Linked DNA regions of Mus musculus: region 2 is linked to region 1. The links are chromatin loops, found by intact Hi-C in ENCODE. Cell type or tissue: left cerebral cortex. All regions are shown on one strand. Each heading gives the region's core, and the rest is flanking DNA. Links, peaks and the distances in the headings are about the cores only.

Region 1 (5,379 bases), core at 74-5,073:
GAAGTCAGTGCCCAGCGCAATTTGAGATGTGGGGCCCAACTCACGAAATTTCAGAGAAGAATATTAGTAAGTGGCCGAGAGACTATTCTCCTGACATTTTGATGAAGAATGTGGTTGCTTTTTTGCCCTTGTCTGAAAAACATGCCTGAGGCTAAGTGATAGAGTTTTTGGATTAACAGCGTAGGTAGAGGAGATTTCAGAGCAGCCGAGCATTGATTCTGTTGCTTGGTGATTAGTGGACCCTCTCATGCAGATCTGTGATGAAAAGGAGCAGTCTGAGCAAGGGAAAGTGAAAAGTGTACCGTCTGGAGAGAAAAGGAGCATCAGGAAGTGTGATGGAGCTGAGTCCAGCGCTCAAGGAGATAAAACTCCTAAAGGAAGTCCTGACGCCGCCCGTATGGAATAAAGAGAGCAGTGACCTCAGGGCAGGACCCCACCCAGCTGAGCTTACAGCTGTGGAAAAATAAAATAAAAGGGAGCTTAAACAGTGAAGGAAACCAGCAAACCCAGAAAGCTGATGCAAATGAATTTGCAAGGAGGCCAAGTCCCAGCCCCAGCAAGCGGAAGACCTTGGTGGCTTAGGTCACTTGGTTCTGGTTTTAGAGTGAGGGATACAAAAAAGGGGTTGAGGAATCTCCCTCCATGGCTAAGGAAAGCTGCTGAGGCCGGGCATGCTCCAGGGGTGTCCTTGCACAGAGACTGGGAGAAACCATTGCTTGAAGCTGTGAAACGGAACCCTAATACTACCCTGGAGACCCAGGTCAGAGCCATGGGGTGCCTGCCCAGGATGTGATGCTCAGAGGGAGTGGAACCAGACACAGAGAAAGAAGCATGCTGCAGTCAAGAAAGCTGAAAAGAGTTAGAGAGCTTTTTTTTTTTTTTTTTAAAGAGTCACCGTGGTCATGGTGTCCCTTCACGGCGATCCACCAGTTCTAGGACAGATGGCTATTATCAAAGAGGCAAGAGTACCTGGCACAGTGTTCAAGACATACTGCATTGTGTAAAACAGATAAGATGCCTTGAAAAAAATTAAAATTCCTTTGCTGGTTTATATGAAATAAAATGATCTCGATGCCTCAGGAGATGCCTGGATACCTGAGTCCCCTTCAACACTGTCAACCCAAGTTGACCAATAGATTTTTCTAATGTAGAGAGACACGGCCATAAAGTATGAAATCACCTGTGCCATGTGGGTGGGGAGAAAGGACATCTTGTTAGATGGAGCACAACAGCCAAGGGAAGACAAGCACCGCAGGTCCTCCATCACAGCAAAGCACTGTATAGTCGTGGTCTCAGAACAGGTAGGAAAGCAGGGGGACAGAGAAAAGCCACACACCACTAAGATAACAGGAATCAGCCCCGGTGTTCCAGAGTGCACAGGGGTAAGTGTATTGTGTCCAGCATGCTGTGGGTTTTAAAATAGGCAGAGGAGGGCTGGTGAGGTGGCTCAGCAGGTAAGAGCACTGACTGCTCTTCCAAAGGTCCTGAGTTCAAATCCCAGCACCCACATGGCGGCTCACAACCATCTGCAATGAGATCTGGTGCTCTCTTCTGGTGTGTCTCAAGACAGCTACAGTGTACTTATGTATAATAATAAATAAATCTTTAAAAAAAATAGGTAGAGGAAAAGAAGCAGAAGATTCTCAGTACATAGAGATGATAATATAGGGGGCTGGAGGGATGGCTCACACATGCTGCACTTGCGGAGGCCTTAAGCTGGGTTCCCAGCATCCATGATAGGCAGCTCACAACTGTGTTATCTGAGCTCCAGAGGATCAGACATCCTCATCTCCAAAGATGCTGCACGAAGGTGCACAACCTCCCATGCAGACACATGCACATAGTTAAAAGTGAAATAAAAAGCTTTACAGAAAGGCAATGCGCATGGAGACAGTATTACTGACTACTCTTACTTGAGCATGTACTTCATGTGCATGAATCAAACACGTCCTACGTGCCCCATAAATGCACATAAATACATACAAATAAGAATTGCTAAACAAAACTACAAAAATATTTTCTTGGCATTGAAAATGAGAAAAAGAAAAGAAATACACAACTAGGTATTTTATATATACACAGTTATATTTAAGTGCACAGAAAATGGGCTATAGCCCCACTGTCCAATAAATATATAAAGCTGAGATCTATTCTAATCATAGCTGCAATTGGATGTCTAGAGAAAGTGGGCTGGCAAGCTGGTTCAGGAATACATCACATCCACATGTAGGAGAGAAAGAGGGGGATGCCAGCACAATCTCAGCCTACAACAAAGCCATGAGAATGGCCGTGTCAGAGATGAGACTCATTAGAAGGTCTGTGCTGTCTGCATGATGACAGAAGGACATAATGGGGACAGCAGCACGCACTGCAGGGTCTCAAGGGCTGGATCCATGGGAAGAAACCTGACTTTGTTCTCTGCCCCAAACCGAGCAAGGCCACAGATCTAAGTGCAGATACTGAAGTGGTAAAGCCGAGTGACCTTGAGAGACACATACATTTCCAGAAGCAGGCCGCAAAGTGAACGCTAAATTGGACCTCATCAGCAGTTCACACAATGTCAGATAGAAACAATGAGAACAGGGAAAGAGCATTGGGGATCCAGAGATGTTCAGGCAAACTGAACAGGGTCGAAAGAGGAGCTTCCACACAGGGGAACCAGAATGAGCTAATGTGCAGAAGGACAAACTTATGGCAAGCGGACCCACAGGGGCTACAGAGAGAACAGTGGAAAGGCCGTGGGGATGGTTATGAAAGTATTTAGATTCCCCCCAGAGGCAACTGAACCTAGCAAAGCTTTATGAACAGGTAACTTCACGGTCTGAACTAAATTTTAGAAGGGCAGGTGAGAAAAGTGTGTAAGAAATTGTCACACAGAGAAGAAACCAGAATCAGGGTGAACTTAGAAAACTAGAACTTTCAGAAACCGGGACGTTTGCACGCTCCAGTGTGACAGGAGATACGTATACAAAGCCACCCAGCAAAAGAAAATGCCTCTTCGAAGCAGTGCCTACTTCTCTTAAATATTTGAGATAAACCCATGTTACCCGAGAGTAGGCACTGCTATTCCATAGTTACATACGGTGCACACACAGATGATAAAGCCAGGAGGAGACAGTGACCCCCAAGGATCCCCAAGGACCCCTAGGACAGCAGCAGAATCCTTTCAGAATCCTAGAGCTGCAAGCTCTGTGCTCTGAAGGCAGCTTTTATGAAATAACATTTAATCTCACAACAGCATCCTAACTACACGTGACAGTATCCAAAGTTACTTGCTCAGATGCCTGTGCCCCTACTCACTTTTAACTATTTTTTGTTGAAGTTTAGGAATCCCTTAAATTGCGTATGACACACCTCATTACAACCACTTCAGATAACTAGCAAAAATCTATCATTCTAAACACGTGTCAGCAAAGACCTAAGAAATAAGGGTTGTTCACCAGAAGATTCAAAGAAAAGCTGTTAAAGCCCCAGAAAATGAAACAACTCGAATGACCATCCATCCATTTAAAGAGTTGGACTGTCTCGGGGCCACACAGCAATTATCGACAGGGGCAAAATTTAAGTTCAAGGTTGTGGGATACCTAAACTCATACTCAACCATTTCTGTATCTTGGGCCATGTTAACAGACCCTGGAGTGAACACCCCTTCTTCTCAACTCATAGAGTTTCTTAAAGAGAATGATAGCGAGGAAAGACAGATTCCAGCTGCAGAAATAAGAGAATCCAGTCACCAGAAGAGTCATGAGCATGACAGGGAGGTGGCCTCAGTGAAAAACCAAGAGCGGTTCAGCAGCAGGCAGAGGCTGAAGGCTGAGGCAGGTGCACGGAGCCAAAGTGGGGTCCTGGGGGGCAAATCAGATGGATAGAGAAACACAGTGCTCTGGAGAGAAATGAGGCCGGGAAGACCTTTGGAGGCATTTGTGCATTTGCATATCAGATTTCCTGACTCGAGAACATTTAATATAATGTAATTTATGGACCCTCCTGACAATTAATATTCACTCACAGGAAGGTCTCTGTGGGCACCTGAAATTAATTTTGAAGCCATTAAAAGAGACAGAAGGTTACTCTCAATGAAAAATCCTGTGGCGAAGGTATCACCTCCCCTATTAAGTATCTGAGAGTAATTGCATAAAAGGAAACCCCATTGCTTCTAAAGGTGAGCAGATGAATGGCTTTCAAGTTGCCATCTTACTGTTTGGTAAAATCCTAAAGTTTCCCAGAGCTCAGATGCACGCACGAGGTAGCAGGATGTGGTGGGTTATCTCCAGTCCCCAGGGTTTACTGGGGTTGCCTTTGCTTCAGAGGGTGTTATGTCAATATAAAAATAATGCAACAGAACATATAACATGCAACTAAATGTCACCGAGACAATGTTACATTTAAAAGGATACATTATGACAGCCAAGTTATGGGAACTATGGATGTGTCTTCAACAGGGGAATGGGTAAAGAAAATTTGCAAGAAAATTGACACAAGAGGAGATAACCCTAGAGAGTGAATTATCATGTTTTCTCTCAAATGTAGCTCTTAGACTTTATACAGATACATGGTATCATTGCCTATGTGGTGTGGATATAGAAACAAACTGTCTATGAGAGGAGCAAAGAAGACCAACTGGAAGAGTGTTGAGGAGAGCCTGTCCCAGCACAGGTGCCCATGGAGTGCTGTCACACACCAGAGGCATGAGCGACAAAACATCAAATAGAGTGAGCTAGCCCAGATCACAGGCTGAGCTTTTGATGCTGGCGGGTGTGGCCACCACTCAGAGCACTTCAAATTCTAATCAGTGAGGCAGTCAAAGGATAAAAGTTGCCTAAGCTGGCAGGACAAACTGCCATCACTGGCAGGAGGTCTGCATTTCTGGAGAACTCACAGGATCAACCAAAGTCCTGGGCTGGTGAAACTGCTATGAGAAAATTACACTTGGCTATTTATGAATTCGGACTCCTCCTTTTCCTGTGCTGGTATGCCAGACGGCACAGGGGACCACATCCACAGGCTCGATGAAGATGCGGGAAGACCTGTCTCAATGTATGTGAGCAAGAAGTATAAAGAATAAATGAAGGAGCAGGGCTGGTTCTTGCATGGGCGACTCCCTGTAGTAATCATTTTCCCACACCTAGCATGTATAGAGCTCAAACAGAAATCCAAAGGGAAGATTCTCCAGAGTGTAACAAGTGATCCTGAAGTGCTAAAGCAGGCAGAGTGGAGTATAACATCTTCCAAAGGAGCAGAAGTGGGAGCTGGTCGAAGCAGGTGTGAGTGAACGTGTCACACGTTAACAATACTTAACACACAGTTTCCAGATGCAGTGGGGTGATAGACACTCCAGCCCTTACAAAACATCCAAAACCCATACAGGAAACAGAGACT
Region 2 (5,379 bases), core at 232-5,231, 99 kb before region 1:
CTGAGACAGACTCCACAGAGCTGTCTTCCCCCCTGTGTGTAGCACAGGCTAGACCGTGGCACACCCCCACAGCCATCATGTGTATCTACATGGCTTTGTAGAAGAGGTTGGGAGTTTCTCCTTTAGGTTTCTAGGAGAGTGAAACACTTGTGCTGACTCCTTAAGTGTTTCGTACATTTATCCTTCAAAACCGGCAAGAGATCTCAGTGAGAGATTTCTTTTGGGGGGAAGTTTAACTATAAACTTGGCTTTCTAACCAGGTTGAACAGTCCTTAGGTTACTGCTTTTCAAATAATTGCTCCACATTATTTCAGCTGACAAATATCTGTGTGCATCCTGTGGACAGGAGGTGTGTACCACCCTCTCCACTTCCTGTGTACAGGCAGTGTGCGGCACGGTCCCCACTTCTCTCTAAATGCCTGCAGGTCAACACTGATGCCCTTCACTTCATTCCCAGTATTTGTGACTCATGTTTCACTGCGGATTTGTGAACTGTATCGACCTTTTCAAAGAGCAGCTTTTATTTTTATTGATCACTGTTTTTTGTCCTTCTGTTTCCCTATTTGCTCGTGGGCTTTGGGTCACTGGTTTTTGCTTTTACTTTATAATGTCCTTTCTCCTGGCCCGTTTGCTCTCCTAGTTTCTGCGGGGGAAGCAGATGATGGACTTGAGGCTGTTCCTCTCCTGGTACCAGGATCTCCCTGCCATTGCCGCTCCAGCCGAGCCCCACACATTCTGATAACTTATTGCTTGCACTCAGTTCTGCACATTATCCCTCTCCCTCCCAATGTTCGGACAGACCGATGGATGATGTGGGTACACTCCTTAGTTTCTCAGTGTTTGCATGTTTTTCCAGCTCTCTGGTTTGGTTCCATCGAGTTTGGACAACATCCTCTGTGTGACCTCAAATCTTTCTAATCAGATTTTCTTTAATTTCTCATATGGCCCAGGATGTTAGCCACCTTGATAAATGTCTGTGTCTGCCTATATCCTGATGGAATGTTGTGGAGATGCCATGTGTTCCTGTTGGTCCAGGTGCAGGTGGGAAAGTCTTTCAGTTTGCCTGTATTTCTGCTCTTACTGTATTCTCCGTCCTTCTTGGTGCTCCAAAAACTCCTGCTTTCGTTCCCTTTCTGTATAAAGTGCTATCTTGCTATTGTCTTGGTGTCTTAGTTAAGGTTTTACTGCTATGAACAGACACCATGACCAAGGCAACTCTTCTAAGGACAACATTTAATTGGGTCTGGCTTACAGGTTCAAAGCTTCAGTCTATTATCATCAAGGTGGAAGACTGACTTCCAGGTAGCTAGGATGAGGTCTTATAGCCCACATCCACAGAGACACACCTACTCCAACATGGCCACACCTCCAAATAGTGCCACTCCTTGGGCCAAGCATATACAAACCATCACACTAGGAATGAGTCTGCTGTTGACAAATTCTGTTGATTTTCCTCTAACTGAGAATGTCTTGATTTCCATTTTGGTGGGATACAGGATTCCAGGCTGACATAGGCAGATTCTTTCAGCCCTCAGGGATCATTCTCTTTCCAGTCTCTTCTGAGAACTGCACTGCTGTTCTCTTGCCCCTCTTATGGTTTCTCCCTAGGGTCTAGCTCCGGTTCCCCAAGCTTGACTACCGTGCATCTCTGTGTAGCTCTGCAGGGAATGAGGTGCTGAGAACAAAGCAGTGCCCTAAAGACTCCCTGTCCATCACTCCTTTCCTGGTTCCTCCACTAGATCTAGCTTTTCTTAGATTGTATCTTTCTGGGAAAGGGGATCAGCTACTTCTGGGTGTGGGTGTGAACCAGCTCCAGCTCTATGTGGCAGTCACATGTCTACCATTACACTCTTTCACAAGATAATGGAGCAAGTGTCTTAGGCTGGCAAGATGGCTCGGTGGGCAGAGTGCTTGCTGCCAAGCCTGAAGGCCTGAGTTCCAGCCCCAGGATCCACATAGCAGAGGGAGAGAAGCAATACAAGTTGTTCTCTCACCACACACGTGTGCCTATGCACACACATGTGAGCCCACGTGGTAACTCAGGTCTTAACTGCCGAGCCATCGCTCTTTCCCTGGAAATGCATTTTAAAACCGCAGCTCTCCTTCTGAGGAGTTTAGCTCATTCCCTGGAATAGATCGCAGCAGCAAGTGTCTCACACACACAAATCGTTATGATCTCAAGATACCATCAGAATTGTTAGAGCTTGCTTTTATGAGTGTTTAATACTGTAGATGGGTGGGCTGCTCGACTCTAGGGAAGAGACCCCCAAGCCCTTCAAATGTTCCAGTGGATTCCTCACTGCCACCAATTAAACAGCAACGCCAAACGAAGGTTTGCAAGTTGGTGTTCCAGGGGAGCTAAGGGGCTAAGAAGCAAGTGCGTACGAGAAGGGCCTGATTGTCCCGTGTGCATCCCCAGTATAGAGTCTCCATCAAGATGCCTGTCCCGCCAAAGCTGGTGCCTCCTTGACAAGAGGTGAGGGCAACCTGAGACGCCGAGCTGCTGGTTGGACTTGGCCAGTGACACCTTGGCTTTAATAGTTTGGGAAAATCCTGCTCATCACCGAGACCAAACAAGCTGACTGCAGATTCCACCCTCCACCCCAGGCAGAATGTGAGGAGGCCATGTGTGTCAGCTGCCACTGCATCCTGAGCTCTCCGCCACTAGGCGGCATTGCCTCTCCAAACAGCACATAACTCCATGTGCATTAGAGATCTGATGGGGCTTGTGTTCCATTAGGAGGAAATCAATATTGTTAAACTGAACTCAAAGGTATGAGCAAAGAATAAAGGATTGTTCAAATAAATGGAGATAACAATGACCATCGGTTCCCAAGCACAGACACAGAAGCAAGCATGAAGCATGAGACTCCACGTCCTTCCGTCCACTCCTTCCTTTCCCCGAGTTTGGGAAGGGATGGGAGATCTAAAGGGATTAAAGACGGTGAGAATCAAGATGCTGCCCTGCCTTCTGTGAACTACCCCTTGTCCTAAGGGATGCACAGACCCCAAGGGCTGATGCTGGGTACAGGGATGAGCTAAACTAGCTGGAAATAAACCTCAAGCAACTCACATGGTAGACTGGGGGAGGGGGGCGGTGTGCAAGGCGGGAATATGGAAGGAAATGCAAACAGCCTAGATTGGAGCATGAGGTAACAGAAAACAAAGCCTGCTTCTGAGGAACATTTACAGCTCAGGGGGACCTGGGAGGACAGACAGACAAGCCTGTGGGACAAAGACAGATGCCCCACCACAGTCTGTTTTTGAGTGAGCAGTGTGGGTGGGGTTGGCTGTCAGAATCAGGGGCACTGAATGAAAGCTTACTTGAGTGAGATGGTGCCCTCTGCAGGAAGGAGGAGAGGAAGCCTGCTTGCCTGGAGCCCCTCCCCACCCGGCTGAGAGACAGCTCTGTAGTTCAAATTCCTGACTCTGAGCTGAGGTCCCAGTCTCCCATCTCTGCAGTCCTGTAAGCTCTAAATTGCTTGAGCCTCCCATATCCCCAGAAAGGTCCCTTTCTCCTCCCAACCTTTTGGCTTTCTGGCCCTGAGCTTCCTTCCCATCTTCCTCTGATCTGTGGTTTCACGCACAGAGGCTAGGACCATGAAACCAACTACATTCAACCAGGTGGTCTGTGTAGAAAGACCCACCTACAACATGCCAGCAATGTCTTGGCAACCGTTCAGGAAGGTGGCTAAGGAAAAGCTCTTGTTCCTGGGGAGATCTGAGTGTGGCTCCAGCTATTTGGGACGCCCTAAACAGCATGCAACCATGTAACCTCCCTACCCATCAGGTGCAGAGTAGCTGTGGGGTCAAGATAAAGTTGAGAGCCACAAGGTCCCATCAGCACAAGGTGGACTCTGATGGGAAACCTTAAAGCAGGTACAGCCTGGGGGTGGCTGGGAATGATATACCTGTGATCTGAAATGGCCCTAGAGATGAAAGGGCTGCACATGGCTCTGTCTAAAGAGGCTTTAATGTTGCTGTGAACTGATACTGTTCACACCGACCCACCGATCTCAGCCTCTGGAACATCTGCTTCCAGACTGTCGATCCTTCAGAGGGCGTAGGTCAACCCAAGTGCCACACAGCATCCCAGTAAGAGCTCCATCTATTAGCACTGCCTTTCTGGGGTCCCTGAATCATTTCACAGGCTATACACACACAGCACGGTCATGCTACCCATGACCCAGACGCTCTAGAAATGGCTGCAATCTTCTCAATAAAGGCAGGTTAATTAAATACATAACTAAGTAGGCATGGCTTTATAGCTCTTTTACTTATTCATATAAACAAACCTATAGATCAGAAATATGCATTTCTTCAGGTCAGATTCCTAAGACTTGATTTTTTTTTTACACTTGGAGAAACAGTTACTGGAATTATTTTTCAATTATGGGTTTATTAGCTTGGCCCAAAAATCTAAGACTGGAATTAATATTTTAAATGCAGAAGAGGAGGGGGAAGAGGAGGAGGTGTCCTATCACTAAATAACATGAAACATTGTTGCTATTAAGTCTCAGGACTGTGGTTCTACAGGTCAGCAAGGAGTAAAGAGCAATGTTGGCATTCGAACCCAAGACTGTAGTGGGTCTGACGCTGCTTGCATCCTGTAGCTAAAAACGGGTTCCTCAGTGTGAGGTTGCCTCCTACGAGCAGATGCCATGTGAACCTTCTCCCCATTTCAACTGGTCAATAAAAGGCCAGCGCCTGTGATTGGGCAGAGCCTCGAGGGAGTAAGACAGGACTGGAGGTTCCAGAGGAGGTTCCAGGTTGGGGAAGGGAAGAGGGCAGACACTGAAGAGGAAGCTGCCACGGACCAGACTCCCACTGCAGGGAGAAACAAAATAACAAGGGACTGAATGACTGGGTAATAAATTAGAATAGCCTTCAATCTACCCAATCTAGACATTTGGCTTATAAATAAAATATCTGGATTGTGTGTCTTTCATAGGGACATAGTAAACCAATAATTCTAACAACCCAAGACCAGCTTTCTGGACCTCACTCATCTCTGTATGAGAGGGTGTCCTCGACCATGCCCCTGCACTAGCCCTATCACGGCTATCATGTGTTGCTCTGTTCAGCCTTGTCATCTTTCAGATCTTGTATTTGTTGAAAAACACCAGGAAGAATGTTGCTTTCTCCACCTTTTCTCTTTATGTATCTCAGATACAGTTGATACAAAGCCAATCAGTGAAGGGGCAGGCAGTGGTGTTTGTGTCTCAGCCCCAAGGCGTCCACTTTGTAATCCTTTCCATGATCCCTGTGCTGGTGCAGCCATGAGTGAACAGGTCACTGGGCGATTTGTCGGTGGTTCTGTTCAGAGAAAAAGCAGCTGTCTGCTAGAACAGGGCTCTGGAGCTGTGCTCCTCCTCAGAG

The links. Hi-C counts contacts between places; a loop is a spot of excess contacts. Peaks named below come from ENCODE experiments on the same cell type or tissue, not always from the same donor. Only the 100,000 strongest peaks of a DNase experiment are listed, where the experiment ranks them.
Region 2: a loop joins it to region 1, with 1.9 times the contacts of the local background. A loop is called at or near these places in 2 of 42 quality-filtered maps.

The regions. Positions count from the first base shown.
Region 1 is chr5:111,106,630-111,112,008 of GRCm38, reverse strand. The region is part of intron 5 of Ttc28 (tetratricopeptide repeat domain 28); the gene reads right to left. Among named protein-coding and RNA genes, the nearest start is that of Mir701, 110 kb to the right of the region's middle. In left cerebral cortex, for the core only: no CTCF peak of the experiment used is centred there; a DNase peak (open chromatin) is centred at 2,227.
Region 2 is chr5:111,206,055-111,211,433 of GRCm38, reverse strand. All of the region lies in intron 6 of Ttc28 (tetratricopeptide repeat domain 28), which reads right to left. Among named protein-coding and RNA genes, the nearest start is that of Gm35628, 26 kb to the left of the region's middle. In left cerebral cortex, for the core only: CTCF peaks have their summits at 2,656 (motif pointing right) and 3,366 (motif pointing left); DNase peaks (open chromatin) are centred at 2,655 and 3,327.